Regions from separate parts of the Homo sapiens genome. Here all the other regions are linked to region 3. The links are chromatin loops, found by intact Hi-C in ENCODE. Cell type or tissue: heart right ventricle. All regions are shown on one strand. Links, peaks and the distances in the headings refer to the core of each region. The heading gives the core; the rest is flanking DNA. Region 1 holds the start of MIR8073 (microRNA 8073). Region 2 overlaps COL4A2 (collagen type IV alpha 2 chain). Region 3 holds the start of LOC124903267 (small nucleolar RNA U13). Region 4 holds the start of LOC124903212 (a long non-coding RNA gene).

Region 1 (6,003 bases), core at 659-5,658, 71 kb after region 3:
GTCACGCATGAACTAACATGACTTCCATCTCATACTGACATCATTCTCTTCTGTTCCAATTACCTATCAGCAAGTATGAGTTAGAGGAGATGTGCTGTAACAAACAGCCTACTTCAATATTCTCTCATTGGCTACTCATTTAAACCTCAATGTTGTCGTCAAATAACTAATAAGAAAATTGGCTGCATAAAAGACCATCTTTTATGAAGGCTATTTGTCATGTCATCCTTTTAATAGCCTGAGGGATTTTGTTCTGTCTCCGTGTTGAGAAGAACAAGTTACAAGGAGCTTTTAACTCTTGTTCAAGAGGCCATCAATGTAATCATAGTTAGAAGTGAGTTTTCAGACTCATAGGTACACATGCAGTGAAGAGTTTCACATGTTACATTTAGAATAAATACCCTTACATATTTATGAGCTATGTTGTTTTTCTTCTGTTTCGTTAGGGAGAGAGTTCACCGAGACATCATCTAATATAAGCATTACCTCACACATTATCTACACTAAATTTTAATTATTTATACGGCATGCCAGTTCTTGGTATTCTTTGGCAATGAATGAAAATGTGTATGTGGTTAGTATTGGCATATAGGTCTAAGGTAAATATTTAGCCCTGTTGGTAATAAACAAAGTGGGTCCATCTCTTGAAGCTATTTATTCCAGAGAAGTACCTTCAGTTTAAGAGTTCTGTTCAAAACCTGCCCTCTGTGCTAAATTTGGGAGAAAAAAATCTGAAAAGCATGGAATGAAAGAGATCCAGGAATCCTTTTTCAGAATACAATAAGATTTCTGTTCTGGTTGGTGAAGACTGGTCTAGGCAAGGAAGGTCCCCGTTTGCATTGGCACACAGCAGCGCTGCGCTGCCCGGGCAGGCTCAGCCTCAGGTGCCTGCAGCTTTATCTTTGCAAACTTGACCATCAAAGTCCCAGGGGCTTTGGGGCCATGGACAACACCACACCCATGCGACAGCCACTTTACCTACCTGCTGGCCTGGCTTCTGGGTTAGAATTTCTGAATTTCTGCCCCGCCCTTTCTCCTGGAGGTACGCTGCCAAGTGAATCACGCCTGGCAGCTTTCAGACGGCGTGTACCTATGCCTTCCCACATCAGCAGGGATCGAGGATGCCTTTGCTGTGAACTCACACTCGGTAGTTTTTTCTCTGCCTGGAAGAAGGTCTGTGCATAAAATCTGCTCTAAGTCACAGCAGACGCCTACTCCTGGGGCCAGCAGAGGAGAGCACCCACTGGGTACGGACAGGCGCAGGCAGCACTCCGTTATTTGGGAGTGGATTATCTACCTGGATATTTCAACAGTGGATTTTCAATCCCACTCCTCTCTGCCCCTCACTAGGTTGTTGGGATTTTAATTCTTGTGTTCGATGGACAATCAGAGACCACACACACAGTCACTGCAGTATGAAGTTGCAAAGATTGCATGTTCCCTGGACTAGGTTAGACCAAGTTTTGGACGCTAACCTCTGTCGATAAGGCTAATTTGGAATTAGCATGCACACATTTTTAGGTTTGAGCACGATTTTTAGAGTCTCCTGAGTGTGAAATTTTAGGAGCCAGCTCTACCCTGCTCTCCTATACCAGTGCATGAAGACAGTTGATTTTTCTAGTCTTTTTACGCTTAATCTGGAGTGTTTGCAAGAAGATGGGTTCTTCCTGGGCTCCAGAGTGCTATGATGCTGTCTTGTGCCTTTGCCCTGCCCTAAGCTTCCAGTCGGGTGTGCGGGTCTCCAGTGCTGCAGATTTGGTTTGCTCTGAATGGCACTGTGTTTGGGAGAAACTTGATTTGCTTTGGACCAAGGGTGCCCGGGCTCCAGGCCATGTTTCGTGGGGGCGGTCTTGTGAGGAATGCTCATCCCACATGCCCTGCAGGGTCCTCATTTAAAAAATGGGTAGAACCTACTGTTCCTGCCTCCTGGGGTTGCCGTTAGGATGAAAGGAGATTAACCCACGGGAAGAGGTGAGGATAGTGCCCGGCTCCCGGCAGGAAGTACCCAGCATCCATGGTCCATGTTCTTAACCTGCATTTTATCATCTTCCCCTAGTGGGGGAAGATGCTGGTGTATTTCCATCTCACGATACAGACCTGGGGAACAGCAGGTGTCAACACTGTTATTGTTCAAGGAGATTGCTCTTTATGGAGACACTTGCATGCTTTAGGATTTTCACTGAGTAAGCATGCATATAATGCTGACTCTATATGGCTTCCAGAATTCACCTTAAAAGGGTCTTACTTGATTTAATGTTAAGTTCTAGGTACCATCAATTTCTCTGAAGTAAGATTTCAAAAGGAAAAAATTTAGTAAGCTAATTCATCTCTAATAAGTCAAATTCTTAGCTTTCTTTATTCTATCTCTCTCTTTCTTTTAAAAAATTCAATGAGTAGCTGGCTTAGGCACAATTTAAATGGCTCATCTATGCCGAATCTTGTACCCGAGGTCAACCAATGAGCCAGGGTCACTTGGGATCCAGGCCAAGATCCCCATTCTCTGTTCGTCACTATGAGCCTAAGATAAAAATTCGTGAGTCCTGTCTAAGCAACAAGGCTTGTAGTCCTCCTATGTATCAAAAGTGCTCTTATCATATTACAAACAACTAACATGCTGAGATTATAAACATCCACAAACGCGGACTTCCTCCAGTATTCTATGTGATGTCATCTGGCCCTTCTTTCATATCCGCTTTTATTATGCTCCTGTCCTTTCAAAACAGACTGTGTGCCACAGTACAACAAAAGCCAGGAAACGTCGGCCCTCTGGCAGCGAGACAGAGCTGGAAACAAGGAGAAACTGATAAAGCAGAAACACCTCCAGATGGAGAAGTAAAGAATCAATCCTGACACAGCAACTCAGCCTGGCGTCTTTAAAGCCGGTATCCCCTTACGCACACCTAAGGAAGGCTCCTGCTCTGCTCCTCTCAAAGTGGAGTTGTTACTGAGTTGTTTTCATCAGTGCAGGTGGACATTCCCCAGAAAACGTCCTCTAGCAAACACTTCTGAGAGTCTGCTAAGTGCTAAGATCTAAAAGCCAATAGGCAGGCCCCTTGTCCTTGGGAGAAGACAAGCCAGTGGCAGAAATCAACAGCCCTGAACAGTAAATCCTTAACAACACCTAATCAGCCACAAACTATGTACACCCAACCTAAGGCTCGTGAGTGAGTCCCACAGCCACCCTTAGTCACTGCTCCATAGGGGCTGGACGGCCAGCAGCTGGGATTTCTGGCTATGGGTGGGAACATGACAGAAAGCAGGGAACACAGAGCTTTGTGCAGGGCGGTGTTGGTCTGACACTCTACTGGGGAGAAGCCCGTCGTCCCGATGACGCCACGCGCTTGGATGTGTTTTAAAATGGGGTTCTGATGCGAAGGCAGCGCTGGCCACCGACCTGCTCAGTGAACACCGGAAGTGGCGGGCGGGCTTCTTTCCCTTCTCTGTCGTGATTCAGTGCTTCCTGTCACCCCCAGCACACCCCTCCCCACCCCTGGGGAAGCCACTGCCAGGAACCAGCTCCCTGACATACCATAAACAGTCAAACACTGACGACGCTCCCTGCTGCCAGGTCACTGAAATCTTTTCCCTTAATAGACAATACTCCTCCTCCTGTTGGGAGCAATCCACAGACGCCGGAACACGAGTCAGAAAGGAACAGAGTCCTCTGAAGTCCCCAGAATCGCATGGCTGAAAACGCCCCGAGAGTACCCAAGGGTCACACTCACACATGCAGAGCCTGAAGCAAGCGAGAAGCTGGGGTTTGCTCTCGGGGAACTTAACAGCCAAGGACATAGAGTGAGCTCGAGACCCTAAAGACTCTCTGTCCCTGTGCAGTTCTTTGTGCTTCGTAATGTCTTCATGAGCTACAGGACTGCTCTCCTTTCTTCCGCAGCTGCCCCAAAAGACTGGATCTTTCTGCCCCTGGGCTAGGAGAAGTACCCTTCAGAAGATGCTGCCAAAGGAACTCCCCAAGGTGGGGAGGGGATGAACCTTAAACATTTTCTTTCTACACTTCCACTCTTCTCAAGTCTTCTCATCCTCTTCCTTTATCTCTTTTTGTTCTTTTACATCTTTAGAATGAAGTCTTTGGAAAGGTGGATTTGCTGTATTTGTAGTCAGCTTACATGAGGACCATGGCCATATCTGTGGCTAGAGTAAATTGTCCTTGGCTGGGCGCGGTGGCTCACGAGGTCAGGACGTCAACACCAGCCTGGCCAAGATGGTGAAACCGCATCTCTACTAAAAATACAAAAATTAGCCGGGTGTGGTGGCGTGCACCTATAATCTCAGCTACCAGGGAGGCTGAGGCAGGGAACTGCTTGAACCCAGGAGGCGGAGGCTGCAGTGAGCTGAGATCAGGCACTCCAACCTGGGCAACAGAACAAGACTACATCTGAAAAAAAAAATTGTCCTCTTAGACTGGACTCTGCAGGGGCACCAGGTGCCCATTGGGTGAGAGGTTCTCAGGCTCTGTGAACCAGGAGGCCCATTTATTATCCACTCTACCTGTCACCCACCCTCAAGGATTCAAGCCATTCTGGCAATGTCATAAACCGCCAGGATGAACCTTCTTCCTTCCAATCAGTGTAAACAGTGTTACTGTTCTATACTGGGTTAGTTACAGGATACATTATGAGTTTATACAGCTTCATGGAGTGCCATTGTTCCATTTCTGGAATGCTTCTGAAGTGCCACAGACTGTCATTATTTGGATGGTCCAGGTTAGCAACTCCTCGGCACCGAGCACCTCTATTTTGACTCCTTCTTTGATTTTTTCCTCCCACCAAGTTTACTGAGCATCTATTATGGTCCCAGGTATTGTGCTAAGACTGAGGATACCAGGTTCAAAGATCAGATTTCCAGAACTGGAAAAGATGAGCAAGATGATTAATTCTGGGAGATCCCAGTCTTTTATTAATGAAGACCTACTTTTGACTCTGTTTTTGTTTTTTTTCCCCTATATCTGAGGCTTGTAGAGAAAGGGGCTGTGCTGCTGGAGGCTGAGGCTGACATGCACTCCCTCTGGCTCAGTCCTCACAATTGGGTCGGAGGCAGTAAACTCGTTTGAGACTGACCGGCCAGGCTTCCAAGGTCAGGGAAGCCCCTGCTCCCACGACATTCTTCCCACGAAAACTGGGTGCTACAGAGATTTTAGGGAACTTCCCTAAGATGAAGCCCCAAATATGCAAGCACCAGTGATTCCCTCCATCCAGGAATCTCATCACGATGCTATTGTGATAACATGCTGCCCCTCCCACACCTACTGTCCATCAGAATTCAGTCCTCTTTTCTCTAAACGAAGGCTTTCTGCACAAAAGGTAAAAGAAATCCAACTGTTTGGCCCATTTAAAATCAAGTCACTGAAGTTTCTCTGAGCTCAATCACACTCTTCATCTCTGAGGTTCATCTCTGTTCTTACCACATGATAACGTGAAAAAATAGTTTCTTAAAGAGCTGGCCCCATCATCTCCAGAAATGATGTTAGGGAAGGTCCGTGGAAGGCACAGGCCTGCAGTACTGAAGGCAGAGGCATAACTGCCAACCACAAGTCACTGATTACAATCCAAGAGCACCATTTTCTTCCTTTTATGGGGCATACGACTCTTCCAAACATTGTCCTGCAGATACTTAAGAAAACAAAACAAAGCCCCAAACAAAAACCCGAGCTCCTTACTCCACAAGCGTTGTGACCTCCCGGCTCAGGGCAGCAGCCAGTCGTTCTTGGCTGTGGGAGAGAACCTGGGAGGGCGGCGAAGAGCAGCCAGACATTTTTTCAGCTTGCGTCTTCAGGGGACAGAAACAAGGCATTCTTTCCTTCTGCAAATCCAGGCTAGCAGCTCAGGAAAACAATCACTCCTTTTCCCAGCTGCAGAGATGGCTGGATTGCCTTGGCTGCCTTGCACGTTTCTCCCCTAATCTTCCAGATAAACCATCCCTGGGGTCCCAGGTTTAGCTTCTCGGCAGAGGCCCGTTGTTTTCAGTGAGTGCTAACTGGGAAGGCCC
Region 2 (6,003 bases), core at 686-5,685, 97 kb after region 3:
CATACAAAATCAATCGTACTGAACGTCTCATATAGAACAAATAAAGTGGCTCTCAAATAGTGAACGTCTGCAGGTTGCTTTCTTACCATGAATAATCCTAGATGACATATTTAAAGTAAAGTTGGGTCAGATATTTGGACAACCCAAACCATACCCGCGCGCACACACACACTGATCAGACTTCACGGTTCCTTGCTTGTCCTTGCTCTGACCCAGACACGAGTCCATGGTGTTCTAGAACTCGTGAGTGAATTATTCCTAGCAGCATCAGACATGTTCATTTAATGAACGAATGTCACATACATGAGACCCTGGGACATAGTTTTCAGTATTCCCGTTTACAGATGAAGACAAGCATTCTCAGAAAGGAAAAGTGACTTTTCCCAGTCGCTGGGCTCAAGCCCACAGGCTCCACTTCTTTTTAACAGACCACACCTATCCTCCTGTTGGCGCATGGGGACTTCCATGAAAAACAGCAGCACAAACACGGGGCGGTGAGAGAAGACCCAGCGTAAGGAAGCTGGCATTGGTCCAGGGAAAATGGAATCCCCTGTCTCTCTGTAGTGCCCACTGGGTTTCCTGTACGTCTAAGATAATTTTGGGAAGGTCTCTTTTGCCCATAGCGTTTCAGTAAGTCTTTCTCTAAATTAGGACTAGCAGAATTTTCCAACAGCCAAACATAAAGCCGTGTTTGCCCCTCCTTTTCCCCTTTACATAGCTGCAGCAGCATTTACCCCAGTGGCCCGGAGTTTCAAGCCAGACTTGGAGAGGGCCGGTTGGGGGTTGTGTCTGCAGGACTCTTGGTTCTGCAGGTGAAATTGTCCCTTTGCCCATTCTCATGTATTTCTTGGTCATCCTTTAAGGGCCTCTCCTGAGTGCAGTCATCTTAGCCTTTACTTTTCAGAGTTCATGAGGCTACTCAGTCACCCTCCCGCCTCTGTCCAGCCTCTCTGCAGAAGGGACCCTAAAGAAACAGGTCTGTTTGATGCTCCCCAGAGGCAGGTATAGTCTTTTTCTGCCTTGGCTGCTCCCATGAAGAAAGAAACCAGGAGCGTCCTCCGGCTAAGTGTGTGTGTGTGTACACGCATGAGCATGTGTGTTTATGTGTGTGTACATGTGTTTCTGTGTGTGTGTGGGTGCAAGTGTGTGTCTCTGTGTATTTGCATCTATGTGTATGTGCGTGTGTGTGTGCATCTGTGTGTATGTGTGAGTGTGGTGCAAGTGTGTCTATATGTACATGTGTGTGTCTGTGTGTGTGGGGTGCACGTGTGTGTCTATGTGTGCATCTCTGTGTCTATGTGCATGTGTGTGTGCATCTGTGTGTCTGTATGTGTGTGTGGGGTGCAAGTGTGTCTATATGTGCATGTGTGTGTCTGTATGTGTGTGCTGGGTGCATGTGTGTGTCTACGTGTGCCTGTGTGTCTATGTGCATGCATGTATGTGTGCATCTGTGTGTCTGTGTGTGTGTGAGTACAGGGTGCATATGTATGTGTGTGTTCTCTCTCTCTTTTATCTCTATCATCTATGTCTGTATATTCCATGTAGATTGATAACATATTTTCTACATATAATATACATATCTATGTTTTACATGTACCACAATTTCTGTATTTTGACGTGTATATATATTCTGTGGCTGGGGCTTATTCACCTAGCCAGTGGTTAAGAGCAGAGGTTTTAGAATCGGCAAGTTCTAGGTTTCACTCCCCACTTTGTTCCTATTGACCTACCAGGTGCCTTCCTGCACATGCCTCAGTTTACCCATCTGTGAACCATCCGTGGCTTAGAGCAGTTTGCAGCACCAGTGGCTCAGCAAACAGGATTTGCTATGTTTCTTCGCAGGGTGTTTTAGCTGCTCCGAGAGGTTCTGGAATGCTGGAAGCATCTTCAGGATGCTCTCTTAGGTTTGGTTCTGGTGATCCCACAAAGAATCTCCCAGGGGACCTCTTCCTTTCACCTAATCTGGAGCCAGTGTCACTGGAAGGCGGGGAGGACAGAGCGGGAAGGAGGGCCGGGCTGGTGGCTCCAGGGCCTGCATCGCTGCGATGCTCCTTCCCGACACAGTTTGCAATGATTGCATCACGGCTGCCAATCGGCATCTCCTTTCTCTCGTGGACAAACCATGGCTTTTGATGCAGTCCAGGGCACGTGTGTCTGACCCTGTGCACCAACAGAAGCCCTTTTCCTGGATCTCACAGGGTCCCATTACTCCACAGTCAGGGATCCAAAAACACTCAACATGTGGAAAAATATTGTTATATAATATTTACCACCAGGTACCAGATAATCAGTCCATGAAATTCAAAAACACACATTCTTCTCTAATTCCCACATGAGAGATCACTGAACTGGGTAAAAGCAACAAAACAGGAATTCTATGGGTGGGGTTGAAACAATCCCTAGGAAAAAATGCAAATCTTTCAGACTGATCCATGATTCCTTTATCATCATATACGGCTAGTTTTATCCAGTGGGAGAAAGCAGATAATTTGGGAAAAAAAAACCCACAGTAAGAATAAATACATTTTAATCTCCTCTTTTATTAATAGTTCCATGACTGTACTCCTCATCCAAAGGATCTGCTTGCATTGCTGCCAACTAACTGCAATCATTTATGTAACAAGCTCTGTTGAGGGCCCACTGTATTTCAGGCCTCGGGCAGATAAAGGTACCCATGAATCATTCCATGAGGGCCGATGCAAGATGCCCTGAACTTGGACTGTGGGAACAGCAATGTCAGCTAAAGAAGACATGTTACTGGGAGAAAAAGTGGATGATGGCAGGGCGTGGTGGCTCATGCCTGTAATCCCAGCACTTTGGGAGGCTGAGGTAGGCGGATCACCTGAGATCAGGAGTTTGAAACCAGCCTGGCCAACATGGTGAAACCCTGTCTCTACTAAAAATACGTAAGTTAGCTGAGAATGGTGACTCGTGCCTGTAATCCCAGCTACTTGGGAGGCTGAGGCAGGAGAATCACTTGAACTCAGGAGGCAGAGGTTGCAGGGAGCCAAGATCACGCCACTGCACTCCAGCCTGGGTGACAGAGTGAGACTCCACCTCTAAAACAAAAACGAAAACAAACAAACAAAAAAAGTGGATGATGGGTGAAGACAAATGTTTCAAGTCTATAGAGCTACAATCATGACTTATAATCCTCGATCCTAAAGAATTTAAAATCCTATCAGTGGAGAAGACACTTTAGCTAGACCCTGAAATGGGCCTCAGTTGCAAAGGACAGAGGCTCCAGCCATGTGCAGGTGTGTGATACCTGCTGCGGGTCACCTGATAGAAAGGGACAGGCCATCCTTATCCCCCCGGGGCTAAGGCCTGGAGTGCAGACAGGGTGTGCAGAGCAGAACTGGCAGGGGCCGGGCAGAGGCGGCTCTGCTCATGCTTCTCATTTCCAGTTATCAATGGCAGGGTGATGACAGGCAACTGTGCAAGGCAACAGCCACTGGCCATCCTGGCTCCAGGCCCCTTTCCCTTGGCCCCTAACTAACACAGAAGCTGAGGCCACTGAGAGGCTGGGACTCTGAATCCCACTGCCATGGCCTGTCCCTTTCTATCAGGTGACCCACGTGTGCAGGAGGCCTAAGTCCTCCACCAGCCACCAGCCACCTGCCACCTGCCCGTCCCTGTGGCCCATGGGGTTTCCTAGGCAGGCGGGAAGGGGGCTCCCATTCTGTGCAGCCCAGGAGGGCACGAGGGTACTGCCTGATGCGTTCCTAGGGGTGAGCGCGTATGGGCAGCACCGGGCTCCTCCACTGTCAGTTTTCTGTCCTTGCAGCGACACTGTGATACAAGCCTGCCCTTCCATCTTGGGCTCAGGAAACAACGGAGCGGCCACTTCCCTCCCCAGCGAAGAAGAGGCCCCATGACAGCTCCACCGGGCCTCCCATGTGGTGCTGCAGAAACTCCACAGGGAAACCTCCCCGTCTTCACAAATGACTCCACCCACGGCCAGGGGACAAAAATCCTTTTACTCAGGCTTCGCTTGGGTCTACCTCTGCTGTATTTTCCACTAAGTGGAAGAGACTTCTGTTCACTTACTCTATGAGAGAAAAGAATGGGAGCAACATTTCCCTCTTGCTGCCCACATCTGCTCATTCGAGACTGGCTGCTTTCAGCCTTCTCCATGCACTTGTCCATCTGACCCATGCACACCAAATGTGACTGGCTGCTGACTCCTGGGAGCATTTTAAAATTCTGAAGCAATTGAGATTTGCAGAAGAGTTGCAGAGATAGTACAGAGAGTCCCTGTATACCCTTCACCCAGACATCATGATGTCATATTGACATTTTATAAAACTATGGCACATTTCTGTGAAAACTAAGAAATCAACATTGGTACAGAAATCAACATTATCACATTGAACTGCAGCCTCCGCTAGAATCTCACCAGTTTTTCCACTAGTGCAGCTTTTCTGTCCCAGGACCCGCCCCAGGATACCAGGCTGCACTTCAAAGGAGCCGGTTTTACAAAAAAGCATGTTGCTTCAAAAGGCAGCTTCATCCAAGGCAACAGAAGACAGTGAAGCAGAGTACTCAGGAGCCAGCCAGGAGCTCAGGAGACAGGGGAGGGGCTGGAACCCAGCACCGAGGTAGGAGCCTGCCGGGTGGACGCGGGGCACCGGGGTGGGAGCCTGCCGGGTGGACACGGGGCACTGGGGTGGGAGCCTGCCGGGTGGACGCGGGGCACCGGGGTGGGAGCCTGCCGGGTGGACACGGGGCACTGGGGTGGGAGCCTGCTGGGTGGACGCGGGGCACCGGGGTGGGAGCCTGCCGGGTGGACACGGGGCACTGGGGTGGGAGCCTGCCGGGTGGACGCGGGGCACCGGGGTGGGAGCCTGCCGGGTGGACACGGGGCACTGGGGTGGGAGCCTGCCGGGTGGACACGGGGCACTGGGGTGGGAGCCTGCCGGGTGGACGCGGGGCACCGGGGTGGGAGCCTGCCGGGTGGACGCGGGGCACCGGGGTGGGAGCCTGCCGGGTGGACGCGGGGCACCGGGGTGGGAGCCTGCCGGGTGGACGCCGGCTGCTCGCACGTCCTTTGAAATTCACTCTCTGGCCACATCAACAGGACTGGAGACACCTGTGAAGTCTCCCTAGAATTAGATGCCGCCTTCTCCTTTCAGGGGTAACCAAAATAAAAATTACCGTCCTCCGGAGCCACCAATGAAATCAAGAGCAGTGAGTCACTTAGGCCGTCACCTGTCCTGACAGGGTCTCATTAACTGAAGGGAGTGGGCACCAGAGGGAAACAGCAAGAGGGGACTATCCAGGAACTCTGCCCTTTTCCTCATCTCAACTGAGAAATGTCACATATTTACTGGATTCCAGAAGCTTCTCGACACCGTGAAGATAAAAAGTCCCATGTGGCATATTGATTTCTAAGCGATATCCTGGTGCAGGCTGGATAGATTCTATTCTGGAGCTTATCTGGAAGGGCTTTCTCATCCCCAGCATCACAGCGGAGACCCCGGCTCACCCTCACAGGTCTTAGCACACCTGCACAGGCCAGCCCTCACTGCTGACCTCTAACTTACTCATGGTATGTTGATCACCTGAGAGATCCATTCCACACAACATTCTCTTCCAGGCTCCAGAGCCAAAGCACGTAAAGTGTCTTGCCCTGAAGTCAGAACCCGGTTAGCAACAGGCTGGATTAGACTTTATGGCCTCTCAAGACTATTGTGTCATTCCTGGTCCCTGATTCACAAGCTCTATCAGCCAAGGCTGGGGGTTGCAGACATTGCCTCCTACCTTCAGCAGTGATCACACAGTAGACACCAGCAGACACAAAGCATGAGGCCAGTTTCAGAGCTTTCTCTAAAACCCTCTAATCAAAGACAAACATTCTTCTTCAGATAAAAAGAATGAGACATTCTCAAACCACTTTCTAGATGGTGATCTCTTCATTATATTATCAACACAGGGTTGAAAAGTTAAATCTCCATGGCACTCAGTTTTTCCCTTGAGTTTCTCTATTATTTAAACTACACA
Region 3 (6,003 bases), core at 331-5,330:
ATCTTTTAATTTACATACAATAAAATTCACTTTTTTTGGTGTGTTATTTGGTGTGTCATTAACAGACACAACAAATAACAGAGTTGTGTAACCACCACTATCAGCAAGAGACAGCAAAGCTCCATATCACCCAACATTCTGGGTGTTGCCCCTTTGTTATCAAATGCTCCCTTCTCCAAACCTCGGTCCAACCCTCATGTTTCTCCCTCCATGTAGTTTGCCTTTTCTAGACACTCACAGAAATAGAACCACGCAGTGTGGAGTCTTGAGCCTGGCTCCTTTCACTTAGCACAATGCATCTGAGATTCCCCCAGAGTGCTGCTGCTACAGAAAGACAGGGGAAAAAGATAATTAACAAAAAAAATTCTACCATACAGAAACTAAAGAGAAACACGGCTCCAAAGTTCTTACCTAGAGTATGGATTCATTTTATTTTGGATAAAAGAATATTTCCTTCTCATACATTATGATACAAAAACAACCTTTGTCTTGCTTAATACGCAAACACAAGCCTCATTCCCTAGCAAGAGTCTTACAGATTATAGACAGTGATAGCCATTTGAAATTAGACCAATATAATATCACTTTTCACATTTACATCTCTGCTTTTTGCCATTGGTAACTGATTATTTTCCCAAAGGCTTCATAAGATGTTGGACTTGGAAGGGACCTCAGAGAGCATCTGGGGCATCTGAGAGAGATCGGGGGGGTCGGCAGCGTGAGAGTCACCTGGGGGCTCATTAGCAATCAGGCAGGGCACTTGGGCCCTCTCCTGTCCTGGATTTTAACAGGGTTCCGGGTGATCGTTCTGAAGTGGTCCCTGTCCCAGGACTGGCCTGGGCTGGCCGCCAAAGTACCAACAACGGGGAGTCTCAGACCTTGTGAATTTTCTGGTCTAGCAGTTTGGGAGTCAAGGGAAGGAGCCTGGGAAGAATTTATATATGTATTTTTCTTTTTCCTTGTTTTTTTCTTTTTAATTTTTTCATGTGAGATGGGTCATGTGCTGACATCTTAACAAGGTTTGAGAGAGGCATGTCTCACACGAGTGTGAACGCCCCAGCATCATGCTGATGACCCACAAAAGGACAGGGAATTTATATATATGGAATACATATCTTTTGAGTCAGGGTTTTGCTGTTGCCCGGCTGGACTGCAGTGGCACAGTCATAGCTCACTGCAGCCTCAAACTCCCGGGCTCAAGTCATCCTCCTGCCTCAGCCTCCCAAAGTGCTGGGGTTACAGGCATGAGCCACTGCCCAGTCAGGAGTTGATGTTTTCAGCAAGGCCCCCAAGCACTTAAGATTCACAGGCAGGTTTGGGAGCCATGGAGTGTGTCTAATTCTCACGTAGACAGGTGAGGGGGCAGCCCAGAGAGATGAGCCTCTCACCCACAGCACCTGGACCCAGTGGTGCTCTGCATGCAGCAATACCGTTCCCCAAGCCCTGAGGGTCCCACATGCTGAGGGTCCCACATCACAGTCCCGGCTGCTCACCACCGCCAAGCACTGCTGGCTCATGTCTCATTTGTGAAGCAAAGGTAAGGGGGCCTCTGAGAGACCTGTCTGCCTTGCCCCCAAGCCACTGTGTCAGCTCTGCAGGCTCTGCGAGCCACCCCGCCATAGCCTTTGCGTTTTTTTGTCCCCCACTGCCCTGGCACACCCCTTCCCACGCTGGCACAGTGCACTGCACTCTCCAGTCTAACTGAGTGCCTAGCGGTTGGGCCAGTTTCTCTGGAACCTCAGGGCCATGGCACACGCAGCCCTCGCTGCCTGAGGCTCTCAGGGTCACTAGAGGATGTGACTCAAGCATGGGCTCTCTGGGGGCATCTTCCCCTCCTCACAACTGGAGGAGGCGGCCGGGGCTTCTTCCCCATGGCACACTGCAGGGCACTGCCATACTACATCTCTGTACCCACATTTCACGTGAGACCGCGAGGCCCTTGGAGGTAGGGACCATGCCTCATTCACACTCTGTCCCCGGCATCTCTTGCAGGATTTGACACACAGAACACACTCCATGTGCTGTCTGTTAAACACATGCGTTATGGCACTGCTATTTACCCCCTCTGCCTGGCTCCGAAATTCATGTTCTTCCCACATGGAATCTTCTATTTTTAGACCACGTTTCTGACCATTATAATGACTTCCCAATTTCTGATGCCGAGCAGCAGTGGGTCATGCTGTGGAGGACTTCACCCTCTCCTTTAGTCCCCTCCACCCTCCATTCAATTCCTTCAGTCACCTTCATCTACCGGAAAACATCATCCGCAATCTCAACTCTTCTCCAAGCCCTGTGCCCGCCCAGTGGAATTTCTGATTGTTCGTTCCACCAGATGATCTGGTTTTATCACCTGCATTATCAGGGAGAATGTTTCCCAGGCCTCTCAAGTGGAGTCATAAAAAAGGAGACCACCAGACTTGTGGAAAGGAGGGCTGGGCCAGTGAGGCCCGCGCTCAGCATCTGATGAGATACATCAGACCATCTGCTGGGATCGCGCTAGAAAATGAGGCAAGGGCTCTGGAATGCCAGGACTCCCTCCTCCAAATTTAGTTCTGGTAACATTTGAACCAAGTGTTTTGAGGACAACTGTCGGTGATAAGCCAGACCTGCGTAAGCAATTCAGGGCAACTACTGTGACTCAGGGGCGTAAAGGTTATGGAGGGAAGGGGTGAGTTTGTCAATGTAGGTCTGTGAGAAAGCTATAAAAGGAAGATGTTTAATGCTTACTGAATGTCTCTGTTTTAAAATCAGATTTCAACCTTGGGTCCAAAAAAGACACGTTTTTGTTTGGTCTTTTTACTGTTTCTATGCCAGGGTATGAGGTCAGCAGATTCGGAGTGACGTGCAGTTCTGGTGGTGAACACGAGGTGGCAGGCAGTAGCATCCACCGGCCCTTGGCTGGAGGCACAGATTTGCAAGCGGCAGTGATGTCAAAGATTTTGAGATTGTTTTGGGTTACAATGACTCATCTCAGTGGGAGAGAGGGCAGCTCCCTCATTTGTCACGGGGAGCTCACCTCCCATGGGGAAAGTCCTGACTGCAGAGTTCCAAAGATGTCGAAAGAGCACATCGAATTCCATTTTCCTTTCTACAGGGTGGTGGAACAAACTCAATCACTGATTGGTTGGACAATTCCCTTCCCTTTGACTTGCTTAAAGGAAAGTGTTCCAAATTTGTGTATTGGCGGACCTGTTAGGCCCAGCCCATTGCAGAGGGTCCACAAGAGAGTGTTTCAGGTTATTAGCTTTGACCCCTGGTTGGGACTAAGCTAGAACAGCAGCTGACATTTTTACTCTAGACTGTTCACTGTTCGGAGCACTTTCCAACAGTCAGCCTATGTAGTCCTCACAAACCTCTACGAGGTAGGTACTGTCATTGTACCCATTTTATGGTGAGGAAACTGAGGCACAGAGAGGTTTGGGCCATTTGGCTGGTATATGAAAGAGAAGAGTCATATGGGGCTTTTCAAAAGAGTTCCATAGGGCATTGTCATCCACACAGACTTCCCTTGAGGAACAGACATGACCTTGGACTCTGAATACATCTTTTCCACTGATCTTCCTGAAGCGATAATTAAGCCAAAAGCAGATGGACAAATTGTCTACAAAAATAAACAATGTATGCCTGGGGTTCATGGAAATCCGTACAAAACCAAGCCAGCCACAGTCCTGCAGAGGTGATTTAAGAACATGGCTTCTCTGCTTTAACCCTACCCTGCTCAAATGTAGCCATTTCACGGCTCATTAATCCCCCTCCCTGCTAAAGAGTGATGGGTAGAAAAAGAAGGTGAAACCCAAACAAGCCATTTCTGTTACTTTTTAGCAATGCTGGTCAAAAGGTATGCAGAGGAGGCCCCTGGAGCTGCAGGCTAATACTCTGAAGTAGTAACACACTCCAGGGAAATATTTAGACATAACCTATGCTTTCTCTACCTTCTCTGAACAGATTCGTTGTTGAAAACAGGCTGCATTAGGAAGATTTTCTAAACAGCTGTGGAGTTCTGCATGCTAAAAAGGTTGGCTGTTTAAGCATATTCTGAAGCAGGGTTTAGCTGGACCTTGGAGAAGACGAGCTTTGTGTTCCAGGGGAGTTGTGGGGAATCAGGAGGCCGCTTCGCAGAGGCCCAGGTTCCTTGGGAGAAGGCTGTCGTGGCTGAGAAGACCTGTAGGGAGGCCTGGGTGCTGACCACAGATAGGAGCTGAGATGGGACGTGGGAGACGGTGGTAGAAGTCCCTGCAGTAACCCCACAGGCCGTGAGTGAGGGCTTAAGAGCATCGAGAAGAAGGCAGCTGAGAGGAGAAAAGGGCAGAATGGTGGCCATTTGGTTTGTGAACAAACCGAAGTGATTTAACACTGATCAGTTAAACACAGATTCACGTGATTTGGAGCCCCGTGCAGTCAAGAAGGAAGAGTACCAGATTTGAAGTGCTACCGGGGTTGAATCCCAGCTCTGCCAGTTCTATGACCACAGGCAAGTCACTGCCCTTCCCTGAGCCTCAGTTTCTTTATTTGGGAAATGGAAATATTCACTGATACCACCTAGCTGGGTTCTGATGATCTTTCCACCAGATGGAAGAAAGATGTCACTGTTTTGATTTCTGAACAAACCAAGCTGATATAACAGTAACATCAGTAACATATTTTGTCGTGAAGAAAACAAAAGGGTATGAAAGTGGCTTCGAATTTGACGCCAAGAAGAAAAGGAAAGCTACGGGAGAAAAAGAACAGGTGCTGGGGGTCATGTACGAATGGGAAGGTTTTAGGAAGGTGCCAGATGACAGCACCAGTGGCAGAAGCCCATACATCAGATGGTGAACTTGGAGTCCATGTCACTGAACCCCAAGGGGCTGTCCAAGAACAGAATGAGTCTCACAGTGATCAGAATTATGTTTGTTTACAGCCAGAAGCTACCCTCAGGATGTTAGCAGCAACTTAAGGTATCTAAACATACATTTGACCGTGAACATGTGGAATTATGAGCTTGGCAACAACGCCTAGAGAACAACCTGGGCTAACTTTGAGTGTGATAACTGCAAGCCCTGCGAGGGGACAGGGGACGTGGCCCACGAGTGGCTGAGCAGCCTGGCTTCTTGCTCACGGATGTCTCACGCTCCCTGTTGCCTTGAAGCTTGGTGTGAGGAAGGTTAAATGGCGGACAGTAAAAGCCAGATCCCAATTCAGTCTTCCTCATCTCTGTCTTTAAAGGTATCTAATATTTTGGAAATCACCTCGCTAGGAACTTGTACAAAGCTACTGTCCACAGTAACACCGAGTGTCTGATGCTGGTCCTGGAACCACTGGCTACCAGGGCCACCTGATGGCCCTAGCATTGGCTCTGGGGCGGGCGGGACGTGTGGGCCGGGTTTCACCACGCCGGGGTTATTGTCTGTCGTCTCTCCAGTTAACAAAGGGCTGGTGCTATCTGGACATCCTGCACTCCCCCAAGACTCCCCGGTTTGGAATGATTATTTGGGCGAATGCTGAACACACATCCGCAATTAAAAAAAGAACAACAAACCACAAGAAACTGATCTTTCTTTAGTCTGGTGGAAAGATAATGCATGGCTCATTTGTCCAGACATGAAGCCCGGGTCCTGGGTGAGAGGAAACCAAGTGACATTAAAGTCCATTCCAGAGAAGTGACTCAGCTGGCGCCCTGTTCTCATGACATGGGCGAAAACAGCCTCCAGAACACTGGTTCTTCCCAACAGCACTTGTTAAAAGAGAAATCAATAGCAGTTTTCATCCACGAAATAGAAGGCAACAACTGAGTGCAGCCGTGCTGCTCCCGATACGCTTCCTGCGCATTTGGTGTTCACAAAGGTGTAGCGGCAGCAGCGCAGACACCAAAGATGCACGCGGTTCATTAGGAACAAGGAGCATTACTGGGAGAGGGAAACTAGAGACCCGGGGTGGGTCTGCGCTGATCACGGTACATTCTTGCTTTCTTTGCGGTTGGAATATCCATATTGCGATTTACCCGTCACAGCCTGGGTGGTCAGC
Region 4 (6,003 bases), core at 334-5,333, 160 kb after region 3:
CGGGAAGAGTAGCTAAGAGTGACAACTCTATGGGTGGGAGATTCCTTCTCTGGAATTAGGGAGTTTGAGTTTCATTGAGAGAACGAAATGTCTCTCAAGTCTACATATTTGCCTGGAGCTGACACTTGGTTTGGGAGGGGCTCCGTGGGACCCGGATGCTGGGGACGCACTGGCCTTGCCCCACTGTGCTAGTGCGTCAGGCCAGTGACTCACAAGCACGGGAAGGCTCGCCCCAGGTCATGCCTCCCAACAGTGTTTCCACCCATGGGTCCCAGCAGACACACACGAAGCCCACCAACTCATTTCACACACAGCCATCCAAGGAACCACTGACCCATGGCAACTAATCATACTCACATCTGCTTGCAGCTGGACAAAGACCAATGACCTGGAGGTGAAGTGCCGGTCTTCATGGTCATTCCCTCCAGGCCATCCTATTCCCCAAGCAGGAACATTTAATGTCCACCCCCGTTTAGTGGGAAAAAGGGAAGAAAAGAAGTGAAACATGAGTCAACAAAATTATATGACAGGGAAAATGAGACCAGAACTTTAGTCACATGTTGTTCCTAAGAGAAGCCAAGAAAACACCCTCATTTCCTCAAGGCGTGTGGTTTCTTGGGAGCCTTTCTGCCCTGCAAACTCAGTCTCTAATTGAGAAGCAGAATAGAGCATGTACCTCACATGTACAAATCTTAGTCATACTACAGCACAGAGAGAGACATGTTACATATTAGAAATTCACTGTTTCTCACATTTTTTGTGCTTTTTTTTTTTTTTGCCAAGAATGTATCAACTCTTGTTGTTTTCAAATTAGGGCAGAAATATTGTGTAACTCTAAACAGTAGTAGGGACTGTTTTGTTTCTATGTCTTCCATTATTAAATGGAACAGAAATATTATTTTATTTACCTAAGTTGTCCTTTCAGGGGAGTTAATGATGAATAATTATTTTCACATCTTTGGGATCACATCTATCTTACATTAGTCAAAACAAATGATGATGATAATAAAACAAATGCAGATGAAAGCACAATGATTTTGAGTTCTGTGAGAATAAGGGAGAGAAGTTAATTTTACCTTTAAAACCACAATACTAAGTATATTTTTGGAAGTTGAAAAATGTTATGCAAATGTAAGCTTTTAAGAAATCATTATTTGTACTACAACATTTGGCCTATATTTTACTGTTTTTTAAGTAATTTTTAAATGCCATGGACACTTTTTTGGGGAGCTAATTTTATTGAAGTTTATCAACTTACAGAAACATATCAAAGGCGAAGGGTACAGCTCAGTGCATTTTCCCCAAAGTGAACATAGCAGTGAACCCAGACTACGGACCAGAACATTACCAGAAGGCACGAAGTCCCTGGAGTCCTCTTCTAGTCAGTAGCCCTCACGAGTAACCAGGATCCAACGTCATCTTGTTCGGCTTTGACTTTTACAGGAATGGAGTCACCCAGTTTGTCTTCTTTTGTGCCTGCTTCAGCTTGCTGCGGGTGCTGTAGCTGGCCTGCCCTGGTGTGGCCGGGGACTCCCTTCCGTGAATATACCCCATCGTTTCTCAGTCCCTTGAACTGTTTCCAGCTGGGGCGATTGTGGATAGTGCTGCTGTGAACAGGCTTAAGCACGTCCCTTTTTCTCGAATTTTATTGAAATACAACAAAGTGCAAACATCACAAGTGCACAGCTCGATGAGTTTTTACCGACGTATACACCCGTGTAGTCACCGCCCGCAACAAGCAAAGAATGTTTCCTGCACCCCAGAAACCTCCCTTGTCCCTACCTTTGCCACACCCCCGCAGAAGGTCATCACAATTCTGACTTCTTTTCCCCATAGACAGATGCCTCCGTTCTTGAATTTCATATGATGGGATCATACAGAGTGTGCTCTCTCTGGAGAAGTTTTAAGATTCTTTTTTAGGGCATTCTTGGGCCCTGGGGGTCCATGGAGCTGGGGAGAGCCATTTTGCAGAGCCTCACAGCCACCGCGGTTAAAACAAGCGTGACACAAGCAGCACAGCGGCAAACAGGACAGAAGCTAGAAAGTCCATTCTCCACGTGCAGTCTTTGAGGTTTCGCTATCCGAAAAAAGTGTGAGTGCCTGCTGCATCTGTGTGTGGTTATCTTTTATTCACCACACCAGCATTTTGTGTGTGTGAATGAAGTGGAATTTAAAATAATAGAATTGAGGCCGGGTGCGGTGGCTCACACCTGTAATCCCAGCGTTTTGGGAGGCTGAGGCGTGTGGATCACTTGAGGCCAGGAGTTCGAACCAGCCTGGCCAACATGGCGAAATCCCATCTCTACTAAAAATACAAAAAAATTATCCTGGCGTGGTGGCCCGTGCCTGTAGTCCCAGCCACTCGGGAGGCTGAGGCAGGAGAATCGCTTGAATCCAGATGGCAGAGGTTGCGGTGAGCCGACGTCGCGCCAGTGCACTCCAGCCTGCGCCACAGAGCGAGACCCCAGCAGGACGTGATGAAGGTCAATGGGGTTTTGTCCAACTTGCCTCAGTTGGAGCAACGTACCAGTGCGCCCCTGCCGTGTGGCCGTGGGGCTTATCCCTGGGAGTGGAATTTGGGGGAAGGAGCCGGGGCCAGGGGCCAGGGCCCAGCTACAGCGGAGGCGGCTGAGCGCCTTCCAGAGGGTTGGGAATGTCCCGCTCGCAATCCCGCCGGGAGCGTGTGGGGCCCGCGCTTGCTGCGTACTCTTAATTCTGCCCAAGTAGCCCTAAGATACAGTCTCTTGCCTCCATACGCTTATTTAGTTGGGTAGGGAATTATTTAAAAGACTCCCCGAGGAAGTGCTGCAACCAGGAAGAGCCCTCGACGGCAGTATCACCAGGAAAGTATTTTGACATTTTTGCACAGCATAGGGAATGCGAGAAAGAATTTGAAAGATAAGCTGTTTAGACTTGGCAGATCTCCACATGTCCCTATTTGGTGGGATGTGAAACACATAAAAATTGTGAAAGCTGCGATGTTAAAGGTCTATCTTCCATCAAAAGCAGGAAAAAAAATCAGAAAATTGAGGACCTCATCCTGTTTAACTCATTCCAAATATGCCTTCATCAGAAGACATGTCCCAGTTAAACTGTATAACACTGCACCCTTCTCCCCTCCCTCCCTCCCTCCCTCTCTCTCTGCCACACACACACACACACACACACACACACACACACACACACACACGAGTAGCATAGCAGCTGGTATTCTTCGGTTCAGTTAAAAAGGCATTCTGTAAACAGAATGAGTGAGCTTTCCTCTTTTTGCATCCTCTGGAATGGAATTCACTGTAATCTTGAGAAGAGCGCCCTCTTGGTCTGTAGATGCGAGAAAACCAGAAATAGGCTTTATTTCTTATTAAAACCATTGACTTCTCTTCCTCCCCTTTCTTCTTTGGCACTCGTACTGTGTATTGTAAAATCTTTGTGTATTTTAAGAACTTAATATACTTTATAACGTGAATACTGATGGTGGATCTCTGAATATCTTAATTGGAGCATGAAAGAAAAGTTTCACAGTATTAATTATTTTAACATATCCTGAAAAGTTTAAGAGACTTTTAGAGAATATAAAAGATATTTGGTTTAGGGATTACTTTGTAGTACCTTTTGCATTCCTTTCATATTGTATTTTTTGTTTTCGTTTAAAGCTGATCTCTGCTATTGAAGTTATGTGTGCGTGTGTGTGTCTGACAGAGTCCACTGGGGACTATTATTATTATTTTCTTTTCTGTTTCAAACACAGTTAAGTCAGTTTGGCTTCCATTTGGAGACAACTTATTATACTCTGTAGGCCACATGGTCTATGGGGAAGAGGCTAAAAGGACTTTCAAAACTGACTTGGTTTTCATTAAGTTTGTCTACAGTTTTAGGAGTATAAATAATAAATTCACCCCCAACCCCAAGAGCTTTCTAGGGTCCTCTTTTTCCACATTGGTCTGGGGTACCTGTGTTGCTGTTGTCCATGGCTGGTCTGCTTTTATAAGAGAGACCGAGACCCCCGCCTTTCTTTCCTTTGAGAACTCCCAGCCATATTCCCCGTCTTCCAAGTGGAGACTGCCTTCGTGACCCACTTTCATCCTCATGACCACTCGGGTTAAGTGTGTGCCTCACAGGAGCACAACACAGGCATTGCTCCAGGAACTTGGAACTCATTGACCCTAGAACACCAATGAGGGGAAAACCAGGAAGAGGATGAGTACCGCACAGAATGTACCAGTTCTTCCCATTCTAGAATCTGAAACAGATGGTATGGGAGCTTATCTGTAGGGTCATCCAGACACCGGGAGAATGCAGAGCCCTCATAAAGGCCCTCAGATATGCAGCCAGCAGGGAGCCGGTGGAGTCCACCAGTCTGCATATAGCTTTAGATTTTTCTGGGAGTCCAGATGCAAGGTGTATTTCCTCAGGAAATGATGAAATGGTGACATAGCTTTTCACATGTCAGGTCACCAATGAAATTGTGAACCTGGGTAACCTGCATTATTTATGTACCCCTTTTAAACACAGTAATTTACAACAGTGAATTAAGACTTGCATTACCTGACTTTTATTTTAATTCACCATTTGAAGCTTATACATTACACCTGAGTGAAGGGGGTACTCAGGTCATCCTTTGTATTTTTTTTTTCTTTTTAGCAGTGAACCATTGAACTGCAGCTAAAATACCTTCATATGCCAGGGTGAAACCCAGCACGGGCCCTTATATGACAGAAAGGACCAGAATAGTGATATTTTAAAATAGATTTTATTTAACAAAGTAAACATACATCTTAGGATATTTGTTTGTCATTCTTGTCATTCTAAAGGCTAGCTTTTTTGTTTTTTTTTTTTAACAAAACCATTTACATAAAATGCTAGGCCACCCAGAATGTGACACAAAAATCATGATCTTAGACATCTTTTGTTCTGAAAAGCTAACCCTAATTTAGATATTTTTGGAATGATCAATTTTTTAGAATTGATAATCAAATTCCCTACACACATAAAGCCATGCATGTTTTTGGTCCAGGATTAAAAAAAATTACTTGCTTATGAAAAAGCGTAAGGTGGTGGGGGAAGGCCGGGGTCGGGGGTCAGTCCTGTCTCATCTCTGATTTTCCCCAGTGTTCCTTAGTACCTGAAGTGGTCCCCAGGGTAAAACTACCCACCCGCCTGTCACCGGCACCGGCTGGGGGTGTTTCTGTACCAAAAGCACAAGAAGCGTCTTGACCCGAGGGTCCACAGTCACAGCCTTGCAGCCTCTTATCTGCAGTCCCAGGCAATGGAAGCATTCACGGATGGCTTAAGGGCCCAGTTCCAGGAAATTCATTTTTATAACCTCCCTCAAATTGCAGAAAGATAAAGCTTCTGAGATTTTATCAACCTTTCAGAAAACTCCAGATCACCAAATAGCCATTTTCAGCTTCAATCCCTTAAATCCCTGCTTAATCTGCTCTTTCCCAGAAAGCAGCAATTGACTCACAAGTCGAAAATCCACACTACTTCAGGCTGGTGTTGAGTTTCTGCCAGCTAAGCCCAGATGACTGCTGGACATTTCCTAAATGGACTCTGCAGATACATGAGACTTAGCCTGGTGGGTTTTCCTTTTGGTATCTGTAGGAGGGGGATGAAACACTGCAGAGTTTAAAGAACAGAGATGTGTTTCCAAACTTGGCTCAAACGCAAACAGGTTGTGGGCAGTGGCATAATCCCAGCAAAGAGGCTGCCCCGAAACTCCAGGGACTTGGAGATGACCTGGTGATGGAATAGCTGGTCTGGACGGCTCCAGGTGTCAGGTGCCAGATGCCAGCGCACTCCCCAGAGTCCCCGGCTCTTCCCTGGCTACTCTGTGATCTGGAGCAGTCAGGTAATCATTGCCGAGTTCCCTGTTTGGAGCTTTGTCCCACAGTGCTGTTGTGCACGAATGCACTGTGGTTGAGGTGCGCGGTGCCACTGGATTTCCATCTACAGTTGTTACTTAAGGTTGCTTAGATGGGTAACACCAGTAACAGCACCAAG

The links. Hi-C counts contacts between places; a loop is a spot of excess contacts. Peaks named below come from ENCODE experiments on the same cell type or tissue, not always from the same donor. Only the 100,000 strongest peaks of a DNase experiment are listed, where the experiment ranks them.
Region 1: a loop joins it to region 3, with 2.1 times the contacts of the local background. A loop is called at or near these places in 22 of 110 quality-filtered maps.
Region 2: it touches region 3 in a loop (2.7-fold over the local background); 58 of 110 quality-filtered maps call a loop at or near these places.
Region 4: it touches region 3 in a loop (2.8-fold over the local background); 35 of 110 quality-filtered maps call a loop at or near these places.

The regions. Positions count from the first base shown.
Region 1 is chr13:110,338,535-110,344,537 of GRCh38, reverse strand. The region is part of intron 3 of COL4A2 (collagen type IV alpha 2 chain); the gene reads right to left. MIR8073 (microRNA 8073) reads right to left here and starts at 3,580; the gene lies at 3,509-3,580. RefSeq lists enhancers at 437-1,385, 1,386-2,335, 5,879-6,003 and a silencer at 3,407-3,476. In heart right ventricle, for the core only: no CTCF peak of the experiment used is centred there; DNase peaks (open chromatin) are centred at 2,785 and 3,407; H3K4me3 peaks cover 1,596 bases; H3K27ac peaks cover 5,000 bases.
Region 2 is chr13:110,312,471-110,318,473 of GRCh38, reverse strand. All of the region lies in intron 3 of COL4A2 (collagen type IV alpha 2 chain), which reads right to left. Among named protein-coding and RNA genes, the nearest start is that of COL4A2, 8.2 kb to the right of the region's middle. In heart right ventricle, for the core only: no CTCF peak of the experiment used is centred there; DNase peaks (open chromatin) are centred at 2,663, 3,413, 3,803 and 5,653; H3K27ac peaks cover 4,634 bases.
Region 3 is chr13:110,409,289-110,415,291 of GRCh38, reverse strand. All of the region lies in intron 4 of COL4A2 (collagen type IV alpha 2 chain), which reads right to left. It overlaps LOC124903267 (small nucleolar RNA U13), which reads right to left and starts at 1,087; the gene lies at 986-1,087. RefSeq lists a silencer at 2,796-3,090. In heart right ventricle, for the core only: a CTCF peak has its summit at 2,865 (motif pointing right); DNase peaks (open chromatin) are centred at 2,507 and 2,891; H3K4me3 peaks cover 444 bases; H3K27ac peaks cover 5,000 bases.
Region 4 is chr13:110,244,978-110,250,980 of GRCh38, reverse strand. All of the region lies in intron 1 of COL4A1 (collagen type IV alpha 1 chain), which reads left to right. It overlaps LOC124903212 (a long non-coding RNA gene), which reads right to left and starts at 539. Exons shown (of 3, transcript XR_007063872.1): 1 at 358-539. In heart right ventricle, for the core only: a CTCF peak has its summit at 3,325; DNase peaks (open chromatin) are centred at 1,660, 2,610, 3,190, 4,120 and 1 weaker place; H3K27ac peaks cover 4,898 bases.